Linked DNA regions of Homo sapiens: region 1 is linked to region 2. A link is a loop called in an ENCODE intact Hi-C map of the cell type or tissue named here. Cell type or tissue: CD14-positive monocyte. All regions are shown on one strand. Links, peaks and the distances in the headings refer to the core of each region. The heading gives the core; the rest is flanking DNA.

Region 1 (5,700 bases), core at 1-5,000, 52 kb after region 2:
TGCTGCAGAGGACACAATTTCATTCTTTTTTATGGCTGCATATATTTCATGGTGTCTATATACCATTTCCATTGTCTGCATTTTACAGATGAGGAAATTAGGCACAGTGAGGTGAGGTAAACTTCTCAAAGTCAGGCAGCATTTGAATCCACGTAGTCTTAACCATAGTTCCATTTCAGTGTGTGAGTAGAGGAGGAAAAGAGGATAGAAGGTAAGTTCTTCATCATTTAAGTTGTAGAGTCCCTTATTAAGACAAAAGCATCCTCCATTGATGGGCATCTGGGTTGATTCCATGTCTTTGAGACCTGCACCTCTTCCATCATCTTCCTCCCAGCTCTGAAGAGCATCTTCTGTTCACTTCAGCTTCCTCTAGTCAAGAGGAAACTCACCATGACGTGCCTTGTTTTGTCATGTGGGTCTACTTACATAAAAAATGTTATTTGGGCCGGGTGCAGTGGCTCACGCCTGTAATCCTAGCATTTTGGGAGGCCGAGACGGGTGGATTGCCTGAGCTCAGGAGTTCGAGACCAGCCTGGGCAACATGGTGAAACTGTGTCTCTACTAAAATACGAAAAATTAGCTGGGCATGGTGGTACACACCTGTAATCCCAGCTACTGGGGAGGCTGAGACTGGAGAATCGCTTGAACCAGGAGGCAGATGTTGCAGTGAGCTGAGATCGCACCACTGCATTCCAGCCCGGGCGACAGAGCGAGACTCTCTATCCAAAAAAAAAAAAAGGTATTTGGAAGTAGTTATGATCTGATTTTTTAATGATTCATGTTGTACAAGGGCAATGTAATAACCTGCATTTGTGTCATACCTGACAGTTTGCAAAGAGCTCACATTATAATTACGATTAACATTTATTGAACACCTATTATGTGCTAAGCTATGTCAAGCAGTTTTATATGGGTTATTTCACTTAATCCTCACAACAACCTTTTGAGGTTGATTTCATTGCTATCCCTATTTTAGAGATGAGAAGACTGAGACACACAAGTGTTTAAGTTTAAGGTCACCTGACTAGTACAACAGGAATTTGACTCAGACCAAAATGACCAACTGTAATGCAGGAATTAGGTTTTCCATTTGTTACAAGGAAATTTTCTTCACATTTCAAATTTAATATGTGGCAATGATTACATTTGAAATGTGATGGAAATATGGGGCTATTGCTGTTTTTGGTTTTATCAGGGACTCTGCACTCTACAACTTGAATGTTGAAGACTATTTACTTTTTTTTTTTTTTCTTTGAGACAGAGCCTCACTCTGTCACCTAGGCTGGAGTGTAGTGATGGGATCTCGGCTCACTGCAACCTCTGCCTCCTGGGTACAAGTGATTCTCCTGTCTCAGCCTCCCAAGTAGTTGGGACTACAGGTCCGTGCCACCATGCCCGGCTAATTTTTGTATTTTTTTTTTTAAGTATAGAGAGGGGGTTTCACCATGTTGGCCAGGCTGGTCTCGAACTCCTGGCTTCAAGCAATCCACTTGCCTCAGCCTCCCAAAGTGCTGGGATTACAGGCGTGAACCAACGTGCCTGGCCAGAACTTTTACTTTCATCAGAAATCAAAACCTCCTCTATTCAACAAGTAATCTTTAATAATTTTTGGGTCTTTTCTCTACCATGCTGTGAACCATTTCTGTAAATAATGATCCCCTCCTTTGCAAAAGTCCTACAAAAGAGGTCAATGGGTGAAGGAAAGAAATGACACATTTCAAAAGATCTGCTTTCCTCTTTCAAGTTCTTTTCTGGCCACTTCTTTTTCCTGTTGTGTAATCAAGCAACTCTCGGTCTGATAAGGCAAGTCTGAACCCTCTTGCTTTGGGTTTTTGGTGGTTGGTCTTTGTTGAGGTGCTGGGGCTGAAATTAGACCAACAACCCACTGGGCAGCATTAAGTTCTGCTTGGAACTTAGTGTACCCTTGATGCTCAGTAAATGCTAATTACCAATGATGATAACAAGGCATATAAATTCAGCTTGTTCTTGCTGATCAGCTTCCCTCTTAGGGGAGGGAACAGACCAGCATGAAGCAGAAATGGTGGCCACTTCCCTGTTTAATGCAAAATTCCTTGGGCACTGTCTGCAGCTCTCGGTCACAATTTGAATAATCAATTGTACTAAGAATAGAGGAACTAATTTAATTTCTATAGTGCTACTGGGATCTGCAATAACTCATTTTATGATGTTATAGTTGCATGCAATTGTCTTGCTAGAAAATGAATAAGTATTTGGAAAATTTAATCCCTTGTGGTGATGCTGTTGTTTGTATGTTGTTTTTAAACCGGCTGAATGACATTCATCTCCCTTAGCCTCCAGAGCTCTTCAGGAAGTCTCTGTGTATAAGTGATGCAAATTTTAGGGAAGTGAGTGCTTTCTGTGCTTCTCCTCTTGCTGTATTTTTGGTATTTTCTGCCTCCTGACTTAACTTGTGGTTTTAGGGACCCATTTCACATTGCTTCTGAGCCTGGAATGTATCTTCTGATATCTGTATTTTCTTACAGCTATAATTTCTGTTATCAAAAAACAGTAAAGGAAGGCTTTATTTCTGAAGCTAAGAGTGAGCCTAGAGATTAAATAAACACATTTCCTAGTAAGTATAAATGTTGAAGTACTAAAATTGCCCAAGTTTTTTTTTTTTTTTTTTTGAGATGGAGTTTCGTTCTTGTTGCCCAGGCTGAAGTACAATGGCGCGATCTCAGCTCACCACAACCCCCACCTCTCAGGTTCAAGCAATTCTCCTGCCTCAGCCTCCCGGGTAGCTGGGATTACAGGCATGCAGCACCACACCCGGCTAATTTTGTATTTTTAGTAGAGACAGGGTTTCTCCATGTTGGTCAGGTTGGTCTCGAACTCCCAACCTCAGGTGACCCACCTGCCTGGGCCTCCCAAAGTGCTGGGATTACAGGCATAGGCCACCATGCCCGGCCAAAATTGCCCAACTTTTAAGTAAAATGATACCAATCTAGAGATCTCTGGGTGATCTATGAATGTGTGAGTGTGTCTTGTTTGAATGTTCAAGGCACACAGCCTAAATGTGTGTGATGAAGTGAATGTGAATTTTATGACCATATGGTTAGTTTAGTTCAACGTTCTCTCTAGGGGCAGTGGTGAGGTGAGTGGCTTCTGTTATGATCTATGCAAGGGTGTAGATGGGCACCCCACTATTCATGTGTAGATGGAGTGTTGTGCTCTAGAGAGGAGAGACCTGCCCTTGGGATCTGGGGTTACTCAGAAGATCTGGGGCTTTGTGATTTTCCGCTGATGTTTGGGCTGGAGCCATGGGAGGTGATTTTTGTACTTATGGAGGATGAATCAGCTCCCAGGCCTGGTTACCTGGAGAACAGGGGATAGTATTTGGAGCATCGTGGGGGTAATTTAGGCTTCTTAGGACCTACAATGGGGAATTTTATGAGTCAGCTTGGCTAGGCTATGGTGCCTAGTTTGCTTGATTAGACATGAATCTAGATGTTTCCATAAAGATAGTTTTATTTATTTATTTTTTAAAGTTTCCATAGTTTTTTTGGGGAAACAGGTGGCATTTGGTTACATGAATAAGTTCTTTAGTGGTGATTTGTGAGATTTGAGTGCACCCATTGCCCAAGCAGTGTACACTGAACCTGATTTGTAGTCTTTTATTCCTCACCCCCTTCCCACCCTTTCCCCTGAGTCCCCAAAGTCCACTGTGTCACTCTTATGCCTTTGCATCCTCATAGCTTAGCTCCCACTTATGGGTGAGAACATATGATATTTGGTTTTCCATTCCTGAGTTACTTCACTTAGAATAATAGTCTCCAATCCCATCCAGGTTGCTGCATATGCCATTAATTCATTCTATAAAGGTGTTTTGTAGATGTGATTATCATTTAAATCAGTAGACTTTGAGTAAAGCAGATTACCTCCACGATATGGACGGGTCTCATCCAACCCATCGAAAGCCTTCAGAGAAAAGACTAAGGTCTCTCCAAGAGAAGGGAATTCTGCCTCTTGACTATCTTCAGACTCAAGGCTGCAACATTGACTCCTGCTAAAATTTCCAGCCTGCCAGCTTGCTCTACAAAATTTGGACTTGCCAGCCCTCACAATCACATCAGCCAGTTCCTTAAAAGAAATCTCTAGCTATGTCATACATCCAATTGGTTTTGTCTTTCTGGAGAGCCATGACTAATACAGAACCCTACTGGATCCTGTGTGGAAACTTCAGCTTGGGTTCTTGGGGCTACTGGAGGAAACTTCACCTGGAACTGTGGGCAGCTATGGGGATTTGTAGTGCAGCTGCCACTTCCAGGGCAGCCTTAAGTCCCTAGTTCACTCAGGCTATGATGCCCTGTGGGTTGTGTATAGGCTTCAGTGGGTTATGGTAGCTCATGTCCCTTTGGCTTTTAAGTCTTATAGGTGACAGGTGAGTGGTTTGTACAGATTGAGTATCCATTATCCAAAATACTTGAGACCAGAAGTGTTTTGGATCCTAGATTTTGGAATATTTGCCTATACATAATGAGATATCTTGAGGATAGGACCCAAGTATAAACATGGAATGTATTTATGTTTCATATATATCTTATACACATAGGCTGAAGGTATATTTTATACCACATTTTAAATAATATTTTGCATGACACAAAGTTTGATTACATTGAGCCATCAGAAAGCAAATGTGTCACTATGTCAGCCACCCATGTGGACGGTCTGTTGTTGTCTGGCATCACCATCATTCCTGACTTTATATGCTACCAATAAGCAATAATTTTCTTATGCACACATAAGTATTTGCCAGTGAAAAATATAACCTACCATTAATATAGGTGTATTAATGTGTTTAGGGTAACTAAGCAGCACAGTGCCATCACCAGAATAAACAACAGCAACAACAAACAATGGCAGGCTTTCAGTTTCCACCTGTGGTGCTATGTTTTGATTAAAAGATTATTGTCCACTGTATTTTTTTTTCAGGTGAGAAGAAATAGCAAAAGCAGTTGAGGGACCAAGTAGTGGGTCCTGTAGGGATAAGGAAGCATTCTGTTGGATGGCTTTTAAAAATGTTCCTTCCAGAATTGCCTACTTCATTAATAAATGGTTTTTGTCTTAGAAGTCTCTGATTTTATAAATTGACATGATTTCTTGTTCTGTTATGGATTCGTCATGTCCTTCAATAAGCCCATCACCCATTTTCACCATGTTTTCTATAGGCACTTTTTCTACAGTGTTAACCATGTCATCTTCTTATCGCTATTTTCACAATCACCTTGATTGAGAACCATTCTGGCTATTTCAAGTCAAGATAGAACAAGTGGAGTCTCATTGATGTTAAAAAAAACTTCTTTGATATCTACTTCCATCTTACTGGCAGACTGAAGGTATGATTTTGCATATGTAAGGAGGTCAGACATCATTTTTTTTCTCACTTGACATTCAGCATCCTTCAAAGTCACCACCTTGTTCATCATCACTAAACATAGTTGCAGGCCAGAGGCTTTGCTAGGCATGCACAACCATGTCTTTAGTCATTGTGTTTCAGGCACTGGCAACAGCATATACGGCATCTTTTATGACAGCTCCTTTTGAAAACCTTCCACATCCATGCCTCTGAACACTGCGGCTAGCATGCTGTTCTATAAAGTGTTTTTATATTTACTCTTCACTCATCTAAGGATACCCTGATCACATGGCTGAATTAATGAAGTCACACTGGGGAAAAGT
Region 2 (6,556 bases), core at 707-5,706:
CTGGCTTATGATACAAAACAGGAAGTTGGAAAGGAAAAGGGGAATGAATTTGTAATCTAAACTAAAAACTGTCAGGTTTTATGCTTGATGAGTATATCTTTTGTCTTAATTTTGTTTAGAGAAGGAGTAAGTTGTTATTTAGTTATATTTATGGATAAACATTTTGATCAAATTCAATAGAAATAGGCTGGGCGTGGGGGCTCATGTCTGTAATCCCAGTACTTTGGGAGGCCCAGGAAGGAGGATCGCTTGAGCCCAGAAATTCAAGACCAGCCTGGACAACATGGCAAAACCCTGTCTCTACAAAAAAAATACAAAAATTAGTCAGGTGTGGTGGCCTGCGCCTGTAGTCCTAGCTACTTGGGAGGCTGATGTGGGAGGATCACCTGAGCCTGAGGAGGTCGAGGCTGCAGTGAGCCAGGATCGTGCCACTGCACGCCAGCTGGGGCAAAAGAGTGGAACTCTGTCTCGAAAACAAAAAAACAAAACAGCAAAAAAACCCAAATTCCATAGAATTTGGTTTTTATTTTTATTTAATTAAAAAGTGGGATCATCACATTTTAAGTCGATATACAAGTACACTTAAGAGGCCTGCCTTTTTTTTTTTTCAAGAAGTGAGTATTGTTAAATATGTCCTAGTAATTTAACAAACACTGATGTTTATGATTAAAAAAACCCTCTTATGTTTCTATGTTTTGAATTTTGATTTTTTTTGTTAGTGGCTTGATCTGTTATTACTGATATACATTCTCTGTGAACTACGTTTGCTTTTAGTATAAGAGTGGACATTTCAAAGCTACTAGTAGCGTTAAATATTATTTAAGTGGATAAGCAAAAAGAAGTTTACTTTGTGTAATTTCCTCTTAAATTCAATGAAGTTGTGGCTTTATTTTATTTTATTTTTTACAATTCTCTCACGATAGTGTTCAGCTGAAGTTAGTCTCTGTTTTCCTCAGTTGTCCAATGGTGAATATTACTTTATCACCTCCAAGGCTGACTGTGTATGTAAGAATCACAAGATGGTCTACTCTCAGCTGTTGTCTTAGTGATACGGGGCTTTATGAGCTTGCCAATCATTTAACAACTAAAGCAGGAAGTGAATAGTAATGTGTTTGGTCTCCAAGGTGAAAAGTCAACAGACTCCACATTACTGTAATTTTCTTAATGACTGAATCTTTAGCCATAGCATTAACATACGTTGTGTAGTCTTTTTGTTTGTTTTTTTGAGAAGGAGTTTCACTCTTGTTGCCCAGCCTGGAGTGCAGTGGAGCAATCTCTGCTCACTGCAACCTCTGCCTCCCGGGTTCAAGTGATTCTCCTGCCTCAGCCTTCCAAGTAGCTGGAATTACAGGCATGTGCTACCATGCCTGGCTAATTTTTGTATTTTTAGTAAAGACGGGGTTTCAGCATGTTGGTCAGGCTGGTCTCAAACTCCTGACCTCAGGTGATCCACCCTCCTCGGCCTCCCAAAGTGCTGGGATTAACGGTGTGAGCCACCGCACCTGGCATTTTTTTTTTTTTGAGATGGAGTTTTGTTCTTTTGCCAAGGCTGGAGTGCAGTCGTGTGATCTCAGCTCACTGCAACCTTTGCCTCCTGGGTTCAAGTGATTCTCCTGCCTCAGCCTCCCGAGTAGCTGGGATAATTATAGGCACCTGCCACCATGCCCGACTAATTTTTGTATTTTTTAGTAGAGATGGGGTTTCACCATGTTGGTCAGGCTGGTCTCGAACTCCTGACCTCAGGTGATCCACCCGCCTCAGCCTCCCAAAGTGCTGGGATTACAGGTGTGAGCCATCACACCTGGCCCTGCTGTGTAGTTTTGAAAGCAGCAGTGCATAAATAGAAATGTGGACTTTTCAAACAAAATCTTAATCAAGGAACTTTAATGTAGGGATAATAGCTCTCTGGGAACTGGATGTGGTCTGGTGGAGAAACTGCTGGACCAGAAAGTGGACTTAATCATGGGAGAGAGCTTGTGTTAGAAAGAGATAAGCTAGGATGTTTTACCTTGGATAAAGTGGGCAGGGCTTCTCTCTCTGCGTTTTCTGCCACGTTCCCACTCCCTCTGCTCCCTCTTACTCCTCGCAAGTCCCTTAGAAGCCTCTGTCTATGGGGGTGGTTGCTAAAGCTGGGCTTAAAGGCTTTTCTTCTATTATTCTTACAGAATCTCCCTGGAGTAGGCTAATATTATCACCATTTTATAGATGAAGGAACATATGTCACTAGCCCACAATTATAAAGAAAATGGCAAAGCAGAGATTAGAAAATTGTTCTGTGCTTAGTTACCTAAAAAAGGCTCTTGATATTCATGTGATTAATCCCAGAGTAAGTGGTATGAAGGTTCAGAAATATCTGGAAAATTTCAGAAGCAAAACTGTCCCCCTACCTCCATGCATTTTTTTCCCTTTCTTTTTTTCTAAAAAAATTTCAGCGGGAAACTTCCCCATGCTTTCAAAAAACAAGAAAGAAAAAATTTTCTCCCTTTTTCCCATCAAACATTTTAAAAATAGGTTTTTATACCTCAACCCAGAGAAAGTGGAAAATTGGTTATTATTTCAAGATCCAGTATTTCGAGGGTCCTGTACACACACTTAAAACAGTATCTGGAGTCAGGGTTCTGCAGCAAGAAGAAGAAGGAGGTGTGGCCACCAGCAGATGCTAAGTGAACCCTGTGGTGTTCATGTGTCATCAGCAGCATATAATGGCCTCTCACTACCACAGTTCTCTGAGGCCATGAGGAAGGTTGGTTGCCGGGCAGTGCCCTGGTGCTGTGTCATTTAGGACATATGTTTGCAGCCATCTTAGGAAATTTCTTCCTCTCTCACTGTTTCTTCTGCTTATATCACTTGTCAAAATCTAAGGCAAGTAAAAGCAGAAGTTAACTTTATGGCCAGGCATGGTGGCTCACACCTGTAATCCAAGCACTTTGGGAGGCCAAGGCAGGAGGATCAATTGAGCCCAGGAGTTGGAGACCAGCCTGGACAACATAGGGAGATCCCATCTCTACCCCCTCCACCCACCACAAAAAAAAAAAAAAAAAAAAAAAAAAAAGACAGGCAAGGTTGCATGTGCCTGTAGTCCCAGCTACTGGGGACAGGTGTGTGGGGGTGGCACTGAGCCTGGGAGGTTCAGGCTTCAAGGAGCTGTGTTTGTGCCACAGCACTCTAGCCTGTGTGACTGAGCCAGTCCCTGTCTCAAAAACCGAAGCAAAACAAAAAGTAGTTAACTTTTGTAATATTAGACCTCACAAATGAGGGGCTGTGACAAACGCTGAAGAATGTAGTATACTGAATCAATTGTTGATTTATTTCTTATCTTAACTCTATCTGGCACTTAGGTGAGCTTCATCACGTCACAAGTCTCCAAGCCTCAGTGACCTCATTGGTGAAATGGAGCCCATTTTCCTGGTCTTGGCAGGACGTTCTGAAGTATAACTGAGTTAAGAGATGCGAAGGTGCTATATATAGCAGAAGCTAGCTCTATGTTGGACACTTTGTTCTGACCTGGGATTATAACTCAGATTTTTCAGAGGAGGTTAGGATTCCACTTTTTGGAGTTACATTTTAGCATCAGCTATCTACATAACAACATAGAAATGTCCTGACAGAGCAGCATGGTGTTTGGAACTCAGGTCTTGTGTTTCATAGTTGATCATTACTCCAATCTCTCCGAGTTTGTGAAACTGCCACAAAATTACACAAAAACAAAACAGCATCTCACATTCTGTTTGTAAAAGCATCACTTAGTCACCTAGGGCATAATAAATGGAAAGTTGTAGGGCTTAGAAAATGATCAGGTGTTAAGAGAAGCACAGAATGTACTATCATGTTTCAAAGGTTAATAAGCTTTTCCTGTTTCTGTTTTTTTTTTTTCTCTATAGTATTTTACCATCTCACATGACGCTGCTTCTCCAGATGAAGCCGAGATTGAAATGTCACACCGGCAGGATCAATTAGATGTTGTAGAATAGAGAGGCATTTGCTACCTGAACTTAATCCACAGGGCAAGAATGATTGAATGGAGGAGATTGGATATAGGGAGACTCAAGGGTAGAGGAAATCAGTTGAGCATAGTTTAAACAGACACAAAGCAGTATAAATGGTAACTCATGACAAAAAAAAAAAATCAGGGTGAGTGTTTATTATTGTGTATACTGGTTCACTTATTCAATTCTGAGAGACTACAAAGTGGAATAAACACCTGTCACAAAAAGAAATATAGTAGGAAAAGGAAGCAGGTATGTTTTTTGGAAATTCTAGATTTTTGTATCACTTCACAAAAGTGACGAGGAGAAAGATGCAAAACATATTCAGGCTGTAGGATGTCCTATGAGGAAGACAGTAGATGACATGACTGAGTAGGCAACATGATAGCTGTCTTCCTGTAGTTGAAGTCTTGTCATTGCAAGAAAGGTTAGGCATATTTTGGTAGGAATGACAGAGAGGAGGTTTTGACTTAGTATGAGGAGTGGCTTCCCAGTATTTAAAACTTGACAAGCATTGTTGGAGCAGCCTTGCCCAGCTCCCTGCTGCTGGATCAGTGGATATGTACTGTTGTAGAGGGATTCTTGCATTAAATGAGAGGATCTCAGTCACCCCTCTAATTTGCCTTCTCTGGAGCTTTAATTCACCTTGGAGAGGTTTGAAATGTTTTGCAGCTTGTTCAGGCTCAGACCTGAATGAGCTTTGAGGCTCCTTAGGCTTTGATAGAATGATACTTCTCAATAGCATGTACGCACATTGTAGGCCTGGGAATGGTTGCTGGTATATTTAGATTATGGGCAGCTGGTGTTAGCTAAGACATTTATTGGATTAGTCATCCCTAGTAACAATGATACGAAGTGTTTCTCCCGATTGTGAGTTGATATCTGTTATGTTGACTCTTTCAGTTTTATATTTATTTTTCTTTTCCATTCAAACACAGCTTAATGTGAAATCTTCTGGTTGGGAATCTGCTTCCCATGATAAACCACTATTTTTCTAGAGTCCACTGGTTGTTTCTATTTATGGATTTCAGTTTTGAGACATCGATTTATCATAGCTGTGGAAAACTAGCAGAAGGCTCAGAGTAAAGCCATGGAAACCATGAAGGACTAGGAAAACAAAATGAGAACATGTATTCTGGAGAGGTAAGGTTGAGGATAGAGTTTACACCTTTTTTGGCATGCCATTTTTTCCTAGTGCAGCTATTTAAATACATATACCTACATAGATGTTGATTAGCAGGTACAGAACCAACTGTGGTCTACTTGTTTGTGAAGGCTAATGTAGAGGATATCTTCTATCAAGACATGGGCATGAGCATCAAGATGTTCCCATAGCAGGCACTCTACCTTAACAAATCTTCATGGATTAAATTGAGTTCCATGTTAGTTCTAATATGAGCATCATGCTGCCAGTGAAGGTCATTAAACTTTAAAGTGTGTTCCCAGGGAATGCTGTGGCATCTTCATTTGAGAACATATTTTAAATTGGGTAGCTAATTATCTATTTAGAATAAAAGCAGATGAATAATTCTGAGTATGTTGTAAGGACTCATAGAGTTCTTCATTTCACTCATGTGTTTTGCTTGCATGTAAGCAAAGCAACAAATCCACAGTTCAAGGGCGAAGTAACAAATACATAAAAGACGACTACATAGAAAGAATTTCCTCATTGGAAATCTGTTTTCCTCCAATCAAAAAGAATGATAGTCTTAGTTCTGCATGATAAACATTCCTGACAAAAATGACCATCTATATTGCTCACAGTGCCTAGCATGTATGATAACCTGTTGTAGTTTGATTTGGGGGCAGACAGGATAGACTATAAATTTGGGTTTTCTTTAAAAAGCTACTGCATGTAAGACATACTGTTTCAGAACAAATAATGCCAATAGGAATTTATAATTTCAAGTTGGAATATAATTATAATTATATGGTTAGAGAAACTTTCAGTTTCTTTGTTTCTGGCTAATGAGTTCTAGAGCAGATATTTGGTGGTCACCTCCCCAGTATCCATTACTTCCCTTCTCCTAACACCTTGGGGTGGGGGGGATTGACTTCCCTCCCTTCTCAGCTAGGAAGCTTAGGTGGTGTTGATGCCACCACATGCCCTTAGGTGTAGGCTCTGATTGGCTTGTTCTAGTCATATCCCAGCCTCCCTGTCCGCACGACAAGAGCATGTAACACAATCATGCTAATGAGAATGTGAATCCAGAGAAGACTTTCTTTTTCTCTGGAAAGAGACATAAAGGTGTGAAGGCTAAAACTGCTGCATTTTGCTACTAGGAGGGAGAGCCCAGATCCTGTGAAGATGAAGCTGACAAGCTCTCTGTTCTTTAGTTTCCTCTTCTTTAAAATTGGGATGATATAGTACTTTCTTTTACATGTGTTGTGAAATTAAATTGGTTACCTCATGTAAGGTGCTTAGAATATCAAGCACTCAATAAATAATAAAAAGATTTATTCCCCTCCCCAGAGCCAATATAATAATTCTTTCAAACTGAGCCATCTGATTAATTATATTAATTTTTTGAATTAATTTTTTTCGTATTGGCTATATATACAAGCAATCT

Evidence for each region. A loop is a pair of places that touch in the nucleus more often than their neighbours do. Peaks named below come from ENCODE experiments on the same cell type or tissue, not always from the same donor. Only the 100,000 strongest peaks of a DNase experiment are listed, where the experiment ranks them.
Region 1: it touches region 2 in a loop (4-fold over the local background); 2 of 110 quality-filtered maps call a loop at or near these places.

Annotation. Positions count from the first base shown.
Region 1 is chr13:76,742,097-76,747,796 of GRCh38, reverse strand. The region is part of intron 1 of LOC105370265 (a long non-coding RNA gene); the gene reads left to right. Among named protein-coding and RNA genes, the nearest start is that of KCTD12, 140 kb to the left of the region's middle. In CD14-positive monocyte, for the core only: no CTCF peak of the experiment used is centred there; DNase peaks (open chromatin) are centred at 386, 1,776, 2,036 and 2,356; H3K4me3 peaks cover 4,152 bases; H3K27ac peaks cover 4,583 bases.
Region 2 is chr13:76,794,403-76,800,958 of GRCh38, reverse strand. The region is part of intron 1 of LOC105370265 (a long non-coding RNA gene); the gene reads left to right. Among named protein-coding and RNA genes, the nearest start is that of KCTD12, 89 kb to the left of the region's middle. RefSeq lists an enhancer at 2,601-2,720. In CD14-positive monocyte, for the core only: no CTCF peak of the experiment used is centred there; DNase peaks (open chromatin) are centred at 1,088 and 2,738; H3K27ac peaks cover 2,212 bases.